Linked DNA regions of Homo sapiens: region 1 is linked to region 2. The links are chromatin loops, found by intact Hi-C in ENCODE. Cell type or tissue: endothelial cell of umbilical vein. All regions are shown on one strand. Region 1 has its middle 34 kb from the start of CPEB4. Region 2 overlaps LOC107986482 (a long non-coding RNA gene).

Region 1 (5,000 bases), 73 kb before region 2:
GAGGCTCACAGAATTGAAACAGCTGACAGGTTTGACTCACATGAAGGGATTGGAGAAATCATACGGGCTGGACGTGGTGGCTCATGCCTGTAATCCCAACACTTTGGGAAGCAGAGGCGGGAGGATGGACTGAGCCCAGGAGTTCGAGATGAGCCTGGGCAACATAGGGAGATGCTCTAGTTCACCTTGGAAGTAACGACAACTTTCAGTTTACTATGTCTCTATCTAAAAAGAAGTAACAGGTTACTGGAAAGATCCTGGAACCGGGAGAGAGAGGAAAGCTGGGTTCTCTTCCCGTGTCTTCCAACTACTGCCTATGACCAGATCACTTTCCCTGTCTGAGCCTAAATTTCTAATTTCTGAGGAATTCTTGGGATCCATGGTGCCATCACCATCATAACTACTGCCCCCCACCCCCAATCCCGCAGCAGATTAGGTAGGGGCTACTGGCAGAGAAAGCAAGAAGGTGGAGCAGAGGGATGATAAGGCCATCCCAATTCTGTGCCCAGGATTTTGGCCTGGAGAACACAGCCATCAATTCAATCCTGAGCTGAGCAATGGAATGCAGGGCAGGCAGCTCCCACTTTGGGAGACAGAGGTGGGAGGATCACTTGTGCCCAGGAGTTTGAGATCAGCCTGGGCAAAATAAGGAGACCTGCTCTGTACAAAAACAATTAAAAGTCACCCTGGTTTGGTGGTATGTGCCTGTAGTCCCAGCTACTCATGAGGCTGAGGCAGGAGGATTGTCTCCTTTTTAAGAGTTCACCTGCAAAGAGAGAATGCTGATGCTTAGGGGGAAATGGCATCTGTGAGCTAAGGAGCAGGGCCTAGCTAGGGAAACAAGGAGCCTGAATCCTAAAACAGGGAGGTAAAGAGTTCTGAAAGGTGGCATCTAGCAAGATGTAAAATGCTTGGGTTTAAAATGCCAGCTCTCTACATCTTGATCACTCAGAGATGATTTATTGAGTGTCTACTATATGGCAGGCACTGAGCTAAGTCCTGGAGTCCTGGAGTGAATAAGACAGGCATGTCCCTGCTGTCTTGGGGCTTATGTTCTGGTGTGGGGGAATCAAGTGCTGTCCTTAAACCAGACGAGTTTAATGAATCCCAAGGGCTCTGCGGGAAACAGAACAGAACGAGATGGAGTGACTGGCGGGAGCACATCCAACAGGGAGGTGACAGGAGTGACCTCTGAGTTGGGCCTGAAGAATGAGGCGGAGCCAGCCAGGGGGAGAGGGTCAAGCAGAAAAACAGTGAGAGGAAAGCCCTGAGGCTGCCCGTAAATGAGGAGGCCTTCAGCTGCAAGTCACAGAAAACCCCGACTCAAGGTGGCTTCTACGATAAGCACATTTTTATCTCACTGAGCTGGGAGTTCTCAAGTAAAAGGTGGAAAATGGGGAACACAGCACTGCTGCACCACATCATCAGGGCCTGGTTTCCTTCTGTGTCTCTGCCCATCCCAAGGCTGGGTCCCTTCATGGTGCCTGTAGTGCCAGGCACATCCAGACACAACTGTCTAGCGAAACAAAGAAAACTTCTGTATCTTCTAAAAGAGAAGAAGCTTTCCCCAGGAGTCCCCAGTACACTTTTCCTTAGACCACAAGTGACTCACAAGCCCAGCCCGAACTACACAAGTGAGAGAAATGGTATTTTCCATGATTACATTGGGTATCTAATTGATATGGGGTAAGATAACCTATCTGGATCAATGGACGCTTCTATCAAATCAGAGTCCTGTTGGCCAGGAGGGAAAAAGGAAAGAGTGTTTACAAGGCAGCCCACAGGGCCCAGTACAAATAGGAACAAAATGGTGGTTAGAGGGAGGAAGAGAGGGCAAATGTAGAAAGAATCAGGTGTCGGCCAGTCGCAGTAGCTCACACCTGTAATCCCAGCACTTTGGGAGGCCTAGGCAGGCAGATCACCTGAGGTCAGGAGTTCAGGACCAGCCTGGCCAACATGGCGAAACCCCGTCTCTACAAAAATACAAAAAATAGCTGGGCATGATGGCGGGTGAGTGTAATCCCAGCTACTCAGGAGGCTGAGGCGGGAGAATCTCTTGAACCCAGGAGATGGAGGCTGCAGTGAGCCCAGAGCCTGGACAACAGCGAGACTAAAAAAAAAAAGAAAAAGGAGAGGAAGAAAGAAGAAAGAAAGAAAGAAAGAAAGAAAGAAAGAAAGAAAGAAAGAAAGAAAGAAAGAAAGAAAGAAAGAAAGAAGGAAGGAAGGAAGGAAGGAAGGAAGGAAGGAAGGAAGGAAGGAAGGAAGGAAGGAAAGAAAGAAAGAAAGAAAGAAAGAAAGAAAGAAAGAAAGAAAGAAAGAAAGAAAGAATCAGGCATCCTAGGCGGAGGTGAGGTCAGGGAAGTGGGCAGGGGACCACTGATTTGCTTGTGAACAGGCTGCATTACTCATCTGTGAAAAATGAAGCTGATAATAATATATTTCATAAATGTGCCAACAGTACATGATAAGGCTCACCATTGTGTAATGTGCCATCAAGAAAGAATAACAACTGTCAATTAAACTCTGACATGCCATCAATTGTAAAATATACTCTGATTTTTGAGATGTTAAAATGTGAAAAAGAAAACAAAAAGTGTGTGTGGTAGAACCATCGAAATCTGGTGGTAGCAACCTATGAGGCAGAGGCAGAACTGGGATTTCCCTGCAGGATCCCTCTTTCTGTTCTTCCTTTGTTGTTTGATATTTGTGTTTCTTCCAGTATGGTGAAATTGTTTCTGTAGTTTCTTAGGACCATATCTTGAGAGTGGAGCCAAGAGGTTTGACTCACATGATGGGATGGAAAAAGTCACTTGGGCCGGGTGCGGTGGCTCACACCGGTGATCTCAGCACTTTGGGAGACAGAGGTGGGAGGATCACTTGTGCCCAGGAGTTTGAGATCAGCCTGGGCAAAATAAGGAGACCTGCTCTGTACAAAAACAATTAAAAGTCACCCTGGCTTGGTGGCATGTGCCTATAGTCCCACCTACTAATGAGGCTGAGGCAGGAGGATTGTTTGAGCCCAGGAGGTCAAGGCTGCAGTGAGCTATGATTATGCACTACCCTCTAGTCTGGGTGACGGAGTGAAATCCTTTCTAAAAAAAAAAAAAGAAAAGGAAAAGAAAAAGAAAAGGAAAAAAAGGTCACGTGGTATAGCGTGAAAACAACATAAGTTTGAATTCCTCTTGGGCCCCCCAGCTTTGATGGGACTTTGGGCAAGGCTCAAAGTCCCTAAGCCTTCCCTGAGCCTCTTTCCTCTTCTCGCTCTCCTGGTTGCTGTGAGGATTCGCTGAAGTGGTGTGCAGGGGCCTTTTAGCTCCTACTCAACACACAGTAGGTGCTCTATCCGTTCCCTTCCTTGAAAGTGAGGAGAGATTGGAAAACAGCCCCGAGATAAAAATAACCTTTGTCTCAACTCTCCTTCAAAACCCACCTGCCCTAATGAAGCTCCATCTTGCATTTTGCCTTTGAGTCAACAGTTCCTAGAAATGGACACAACTTCTCAGTACTCTGCATGGTGGCTGAATCAGCTCCCACCAATCTATCACATGCAGCCGGACGTACTTGCCATTTCAGTCACACTCGCTAAGTGCTTCCATCTAAACCTCTTGAGGCTACAAGGTACCAAATGTTTTGAATTAATTGGCTTCTATTTTCCTTTCTGTACATGCGCCTCAGTGCCTTTTTAGGGTGAGATTGACTCACAGAGTCCTTCCTGAATTCTGGCAGCCCTGATTCTACTTGGAGTTAATTATCTCTAATATGCTGTACAATTCCCTCTGTACCTTTTATGACATGGAGTTGAGGCATAATTTATCCAAGTCTATCATTGGAGATTTTTTTTTTTTTTTTAGAAAAAAAGAATGATGTGTGTGCCTCGTAAGAAAATCCACTCAGCCCATTAATTGTTTATTCACTGGGTGTTTCTCGAGGACAATCCTCTTTGCCCAGCATTGTGCTATGTCCCTTATAATTCATGACCAAGTGATAGGCATGTCACAAGCCTAGCAGTCAGTATTCTTACTCCCATTTGGCCAGGGAAATACTTAGTTCGGAATGGAGAATGGCTTGCTGTAGTAGTTCTTCTCCATTTGCTCTCTCTGCCATCTCTTTGTGCTGGGGTCCTTGTCCTCTGGGCTTCCTGCTGGGTTCAGCCAATTGAGGCACTAGCAGGAGAAGAGAGAAGTCGAAGTCTTTCTTCCCCATCCTTACCTAGTTAGGTGCCACCTGTCTGCCAGTCGTTGAGTCCCTCCATGAGTGTGATGCCTGATAGAGGGCAATGCCACCGTTTCCTCCGTCTGTCCCCTCTGCTCTGAAGGGGTAACAACTCCTCCTCGTTGCTCTTCTTTGCATGCTTCGTCATTCCTGGTTTATTTCCTCATCCTCCCAGCACCTGTGTGGTCCCTTCCCTCTTTTTCTTTTTCTTTTTTTTTCATTTTATAGTAGAGAGATGGGGTTTCGCTCTGTCACCTGGGCTGGAGTACAGTGGTGCGATCATAGCTCACCACAGCCTTGAACTCCTGGGCTCATGTGATCCTCCCACCTCAGCCTCCCAAGTAGCTGGGATGATAGGTGGGAGCCACAGCACACAGCATGTGGTCAGTTCCTTAAAGTCTCTTCACCTGACCCATCTGCAGTGAGTGGCGTTTCCTCCAGGACCCTGACTGACACACTCAATCAAGACCACGCAGCTGATAGCCACACAGCGGGCCTGGGATTCCACATTTGCCACAAGTCCACTCTCTCTTGAGTTCTGCCGTCCCGTGTCTGTTATCCTGAGAACTTGGGGTTTTCTCGGATAAGGAAAAGGAAGGTGTGTTTTATCTTCAAATGTCTTTATATTTTTGATAGGACACTTGGAGGAAATCAGGCTTTTTGAGAATTCAGTGACAGCATATGTGTTTCGCTCCCAAAACTCTATTCAAATTCATCCCATTGAAATCAAACCCCTAGTTCCTTTTGAAAGACTATTGTCCAGCGGTAGCTTCAAAGGCAATAGCAGG
Region 2 (5,000 bases):
TCTCCAAGGAGTCCCTGCAGGGGCCTGAACTTCTTTTGTTGGTGATGCCAGCCAGTGATGGAATCCAAATACTCAGTACTCGGCACTCATTACTGCCTTGGGAGCCAATGGCACATTTGTTAAAAAATAAAAACACATAGCAGCAGCTCTTTGGGGAGTTTGGGGAAAGGCATATCAAGCAACCTGGGTCGCTGGACACTTGAGTGAATGGGTCATGGTTAGTGGAGACTCCTTTGGGAGGTGGTGTAAATCACTCTAAAAAACTTAGGGCTATGACTATACCTTAGCAAGAAAGGGAGGTGGATTAGTTCCAGAAAGGTTTCTTTCCCATGCCTGCCTGCCTTTCTTTCTTTCCTTTCTTTCCTTTCTCTCTCTCTTCCTTCCTTCCTTCCTTCCTCTCTTTCTTTCTTTCTTTTTCTTTCTTTCCTTCCTTCCTTCCTTCCTTCCTTCCTTCCTTCCTTCCTTCCTTCCTTCCTTCCTTCCTTCCTTCTTTCTTTCTTTCTTTCTTTCTTTCTTTCTTTCTTTCTTTCTTTCTTTCTTTCTTTCTTTCTTTCTTTGACAGTGTCTTGCTCTGTCATCCAGGCTGAAGTGCAGTGGCATGAACATGGCTAACTGTAGCCTTGACATCCTGGGCTCAAGGGATCCTCCCGCTCCAGGCTCCCATGTAACTGGGACCACAGACATGCACCACCACATCTGGCTAATTTTTTTATTTTTTTGCAGAGACAGGGTCTTGCTTTGTTGCCCAGGCAGGTCTTGAACTCCTTGGCTCAAGCGATACTCCCACCTCAGCCTCTCAAATTGCTGAGATAACAGGCATGAGCCTCTGTGCCTCACTGCATTTATTTTTCTTTAATGTAGCTAGTTAAACTGGTTTCAACTGATCAAATATCCACCCTTCCTGGGCCAGGCACTGTTCTCAGTCCTGGGGAACAAAACAGGCAAAAATCTTTCCTCTCAGAATTTAGATTTCTAGTAGGAGGAGACACCCCAAATCAAAAATAAACACTGTAGTCTATTTATGGTATGCTGGTTCCTTTTGTTTTTCTGTGTTAAGCAGGGCTCTTAGAACATATTAGAGCTAAATGTTGTGCACATACATTCTTTATTACATAATAAAGCATGTAATAAATAAGGATTTACACTTATAAATTATTCTACTTGTTTCTTCTTTAACCACAAAATCAAAAGGAGATTTGGCCTATGACACATGCCAGTCAATCAGTAATAGGCAACCTTTTGGGCTTCTGTTGCTCCTATATTTTTCATTCAAGCATTTGAGAGAATTCAAGATGGATGCATTGAGGGCTCAGAAGCGAAATGTGCAAAGATCAGTCCATTGACAAACAAGACCCAGGGATCTCAAATCATAGACTCAGGTGGTACACATTCTCCACTACCTGCCTGAAACTACCTGTTCTATGCTCCAGACAAAGCTGGTTGTCATGGGTACACATGCATACGTCTCATGGAAAAGATATCATGAAGTGTACAGCTTTCTGTAGGTGACAAAGCATTTTTGCGTTTGTTATCTGACTCCACACTCCACATAAGGTTGCCAGATTTAACAAATAAAGTCATGAGACACACAGTTAAATTTGAGCAATATTTGGGACATGCGTACTGAAAAAAATCATCATTTATCTGACATTCAAATGTAACTGGACTTTCTGTATTTTATCTGGCAACCCTAACTCTACAACCCTCAGAAGTAGACAATATTAGCGTCCCCATTTGATCACTGAGGCTGAGAAAGTAAATTGCCTAAAGTCAATAAAGGATCAAAGGGTGAAAGAACTGCCCCTTTGCCCATTCACTGGTTGCTGGGAGAATGATCACTCCTGGATCTCATCTTCAGGCATCAGATGTGCTGGGGCCAAGTGTGGGGATCTCAGGGCAAGGAGGGAGGGGAGAAATGGAGGGACTGGCCATCATGAGTAGTGGACTACAAAGACTTCATAACAGAGGGCAGGGGCAGGGAGGTGTTGATGCTTTGTTGCAACTTAGTTTTGGTTTGCTTACTTTACCAGGGCCTGGGCACCCCAGCCAACAGGCTGGAAATGCAGGAAGCCATCTGGAGCCATGTGCTGAGTCACAGGGCCCAGAGAAAAACAAGAACATCGTGACGTCAGAGCAGGGGTGGGGAGAAATCTCCCTCGAGATCTCCGTGGGCACCGGAAATAGAAACTGCTCCCTTTGAAGCATCTATTAGAAGATCCAAGTCTCTAACAGATCACCATGAGATTTCAATTCAGTTCCTATTAAGCACCAACTGAACGCATGTGAGAATGTCAGGGAATCAGTTGGTGAAGAGGCAACCGTTTTAATTTAATTTTATTTATTTGAACAGAGTAAGCCTCTGTTCAATCCTGACTCATCTTCTTTCTTCTCTTACTACCCATTTGCCCTTGAGCAGTTCACTTAAACTTTCTGACCCCATTTCCTCTTCAGTAATAATAATTCTTGTCTCATTGAGATAGTGTGAGGGCTTAAAGGGAATTACATTTTTCAAAAGCATCTTGCACAGATCTGGCACAGTCAGTGGTAGGTCTTCTTAGCATAAGGATATAAAAAGATCTTTCTGTAAGGTTGGTGTGGGGATTAAATTGGATGACATATCTTTACTTTCAAGCAAGCTCTGGACTGAGCTCTTACTAAGGTTTCAGCTAAGGAGAGAGATTTCTTTCCTCCTCTCTAGACACTGGGGTAACTGGTTCTGGTCCCCCAGTGTTCTGGTTAGTAGAACTAAATACGTACACGCACAATGAATGTTTACACAACATCCGCTCATTCCATTCCACAAATATTTCTTTTAACATTGTACACATTACTGGCTCAGCCTTTGTAGAGGTCTAGAAAAACAAAATTAGGATGAATATCCCCATTTTGTTGCTGTTTTTTGTTTTTGTTTTTGTTTTTTAAGACGGAGTTTCACTCTGTCACCGAGGCTGAAGTGCAGTGGTGCCATCTCGGCTCACTGCAAGCTCCACGTCTCGGGTTCAAGCAATTCTCCTGCCTCAGCCTCCCAAATAGCTGGGACCACAGGGGCACACCATCTCGGGTGGCTAATTTTTTGTATTTTAGTAGAGACGATGTTTCACCATGTTGCCAAAGCTAATCACGAACTCCTGAGCTTAGGCAATCTGCCCGCCTCAGCCTCCCAAAGTGCTGGGATTGCAGGCATGAGCCACCGCTCCCGGCCTGCTGCTGATTTTTTAATAATCATTCTGTGGGAGGCACTATGCTAAGTATTTTGCATGCATCGAATTCTTGGAGCAATCTTTTCAAATTCGTGCTATAGTAACCCCCATTTTATAGATGGAGCAACTGAGGCTCAGTAGAGTTGACTGTGCTGCCCAAATGCACAGAACTAGTGGGTGGCAGAGTTGAGGCTCAATCCCAGCCCTGATTATCTCAAAGGTTCTGACTGTCACACTATGCGTGAGCTCCCAGAGAGAGAAAAACACTCAGTTGAAAATTTAGAGTTACTCATGCACAAAGGTATATAAACAACACAAAGTGGTTAGATGGGCAAATGCTGACGGAGAGGCTGGTAATCAGAGTTATGGGCAGTTCTGGGCTGGGAGATCTCCCTGAGAGCTGTACTATGAAAAGGGGCTTTCTAGAAGGTGAAAGTTTAGGTGGGGAGTAAAGCTAGACCTTGAAAAATGATGTGGAACAGGTAACAAAGCAAAGGCACGTTGAGCAGAGGCCCAGATGGTTTGGCCAAATATGGGCTGAGCTTAGTGAAGGTCAGGTAACCAAGGCAAGGTGTGCTTTGGAGAACAAAAGGAGGAAGGTTGAGCTGGCACAGTCTGGCTGGCTGGTATTAGCTTCTTGAATGATAAGCTCTTCAGCCTGGCTGGGGTGACTTCTAACTTCGGAACATCACTGCTTAGGGGATTCCTGTGTATCACACATTGGGCCTGAGCAGCAGAGCTAGGAGTTGTTCCTGTTATTGGAAAGGGAGGAAGTTTCTGCAGAGTAAGTGGGCATGATCTGTCTTGCTGGAGGGCCTCAACCTTTACTCTCCTGGGTAAGAGGAGACAATGATATTTCCATGGTCTTCAGAGCATTCTGCTGAGAAGCCCACAAGCTAAGGGCCATTACAGCAAACTCAGAGATGATACAACCTTTCTGCAGACCATGGTAATATATATGAAGAGGATTAAAACGATGTAACCCTTTGTTCCCTCAATTTTACTGCTAGGAATTAATCCAAGGGAAGTGGTCATGGAGAGATGAGAAAATGTGTGTATGGACAAAGATGGTCACTGTAGAATGTAGTATTAACTTACAAACACAAGAATCAGAAATGTCCCACCTAGTCAGTAATGGGGGCTTAGTTAAAAATTATGATCCAGGCCGGGTGCAGTGGCTCATGGCTGTAATCCCAGCACTTTTGGAGGCTGAGGCAGGCAGATCACCTGAGGTCAGGAATTCGAGCCAATATGGTGAAACCCCGTCTCTACAAAAATTAGCCTGGCATGATGGTGTGTGCCTATAATCCCAGCTATTCAGGAGGCTGAGGCACAAGAATCACTTGAACCTGGGAGGCAGAGGTTGCAGTGAGCAGAGATCGTGCCACTGCACTCCAGCCTGGGTGATAGAGTGAGATTCAGTCTCAAAAAAAAAAAAAAAAAGAAAAGAAAAGAAATTTTGATCCACCCATACAAGGGAATGCTACACTTCCATTCAAAGTCAAGGTGGTCACACCATAGCAGGGAAAAATCAGTTATAAAAACATTAAATATAGTATGATCCTAGCTCACAAGTACATTAATCCAATTCATTCACTTATTAACTATGTAATGAAGATGTGCTGTATGCCAAGCACCATTCTGGGTACTGGGAATATGGACAGGAACAAGCTCAGGGTGGGAAGTTGTTTAGGGAAAGACAGGTAATACATATATGGACTTAAGAATACACAAGATAATTTCTGAGCATGGCACACAATGCCATGAAGAAAGGCATGCAAGATGGACTAGTTTAGTGTG

What was found. Hi-C counts contacts between places; a loop is a spot of excess contacts. Peaks named below come from ENCODE experiments on the same cell type or tissue, not always from the same donor. Only the 100,000 strongest peaks of a DNase experiment are listed, where the experiment ranks them.
Region 1: a loop joins it to region 2, with 6 times the contacts of the local background. A loop is called at or near these places in 9 of 110 quality-filtered maps.

The regions. Positions count from the first base shown.
Region 1 is chr5:173,852,118-173,857,117 of GRCh38, reverse strand. No RefSeq gene overlaps it. Among named protein-coding and RNA genes, the nearest start is that of CPEB4, 34 kb to the left of the region's middle. RefSeq lists an enhancer at 1,138-1,432 and cis regulatory regions at 1,016-1,585, 3,227-3,767. In endothelial cell of umbilical vein, no CTCF peak of the experiment used is centred here; a DNase peak (open chromatin) is centred at 2,657; H3K27ac peaks cover 829 bases.
Region 2 is chr5:173,779,359-173,784,358 of GRCh38, reverse strand. The region is part of intron 1 of LOC107986482 (a long non-coding RNA gene); the gene reads right to left. Among named protein-coding and RNA genes, the nearest start is that of LINC01485, 9.1 kb to the left of the region's middle. RefSeq lists a cis regulatory region at 2,086-2,096 and an enhancer at 2,019-2,163. In endothelial cell of umbilical vein, no CTCF peak of the experiment used is centred here; a DNase peak (open chromatin) is centred at 2,088; H3K27ac peaks cover 2,177 bases.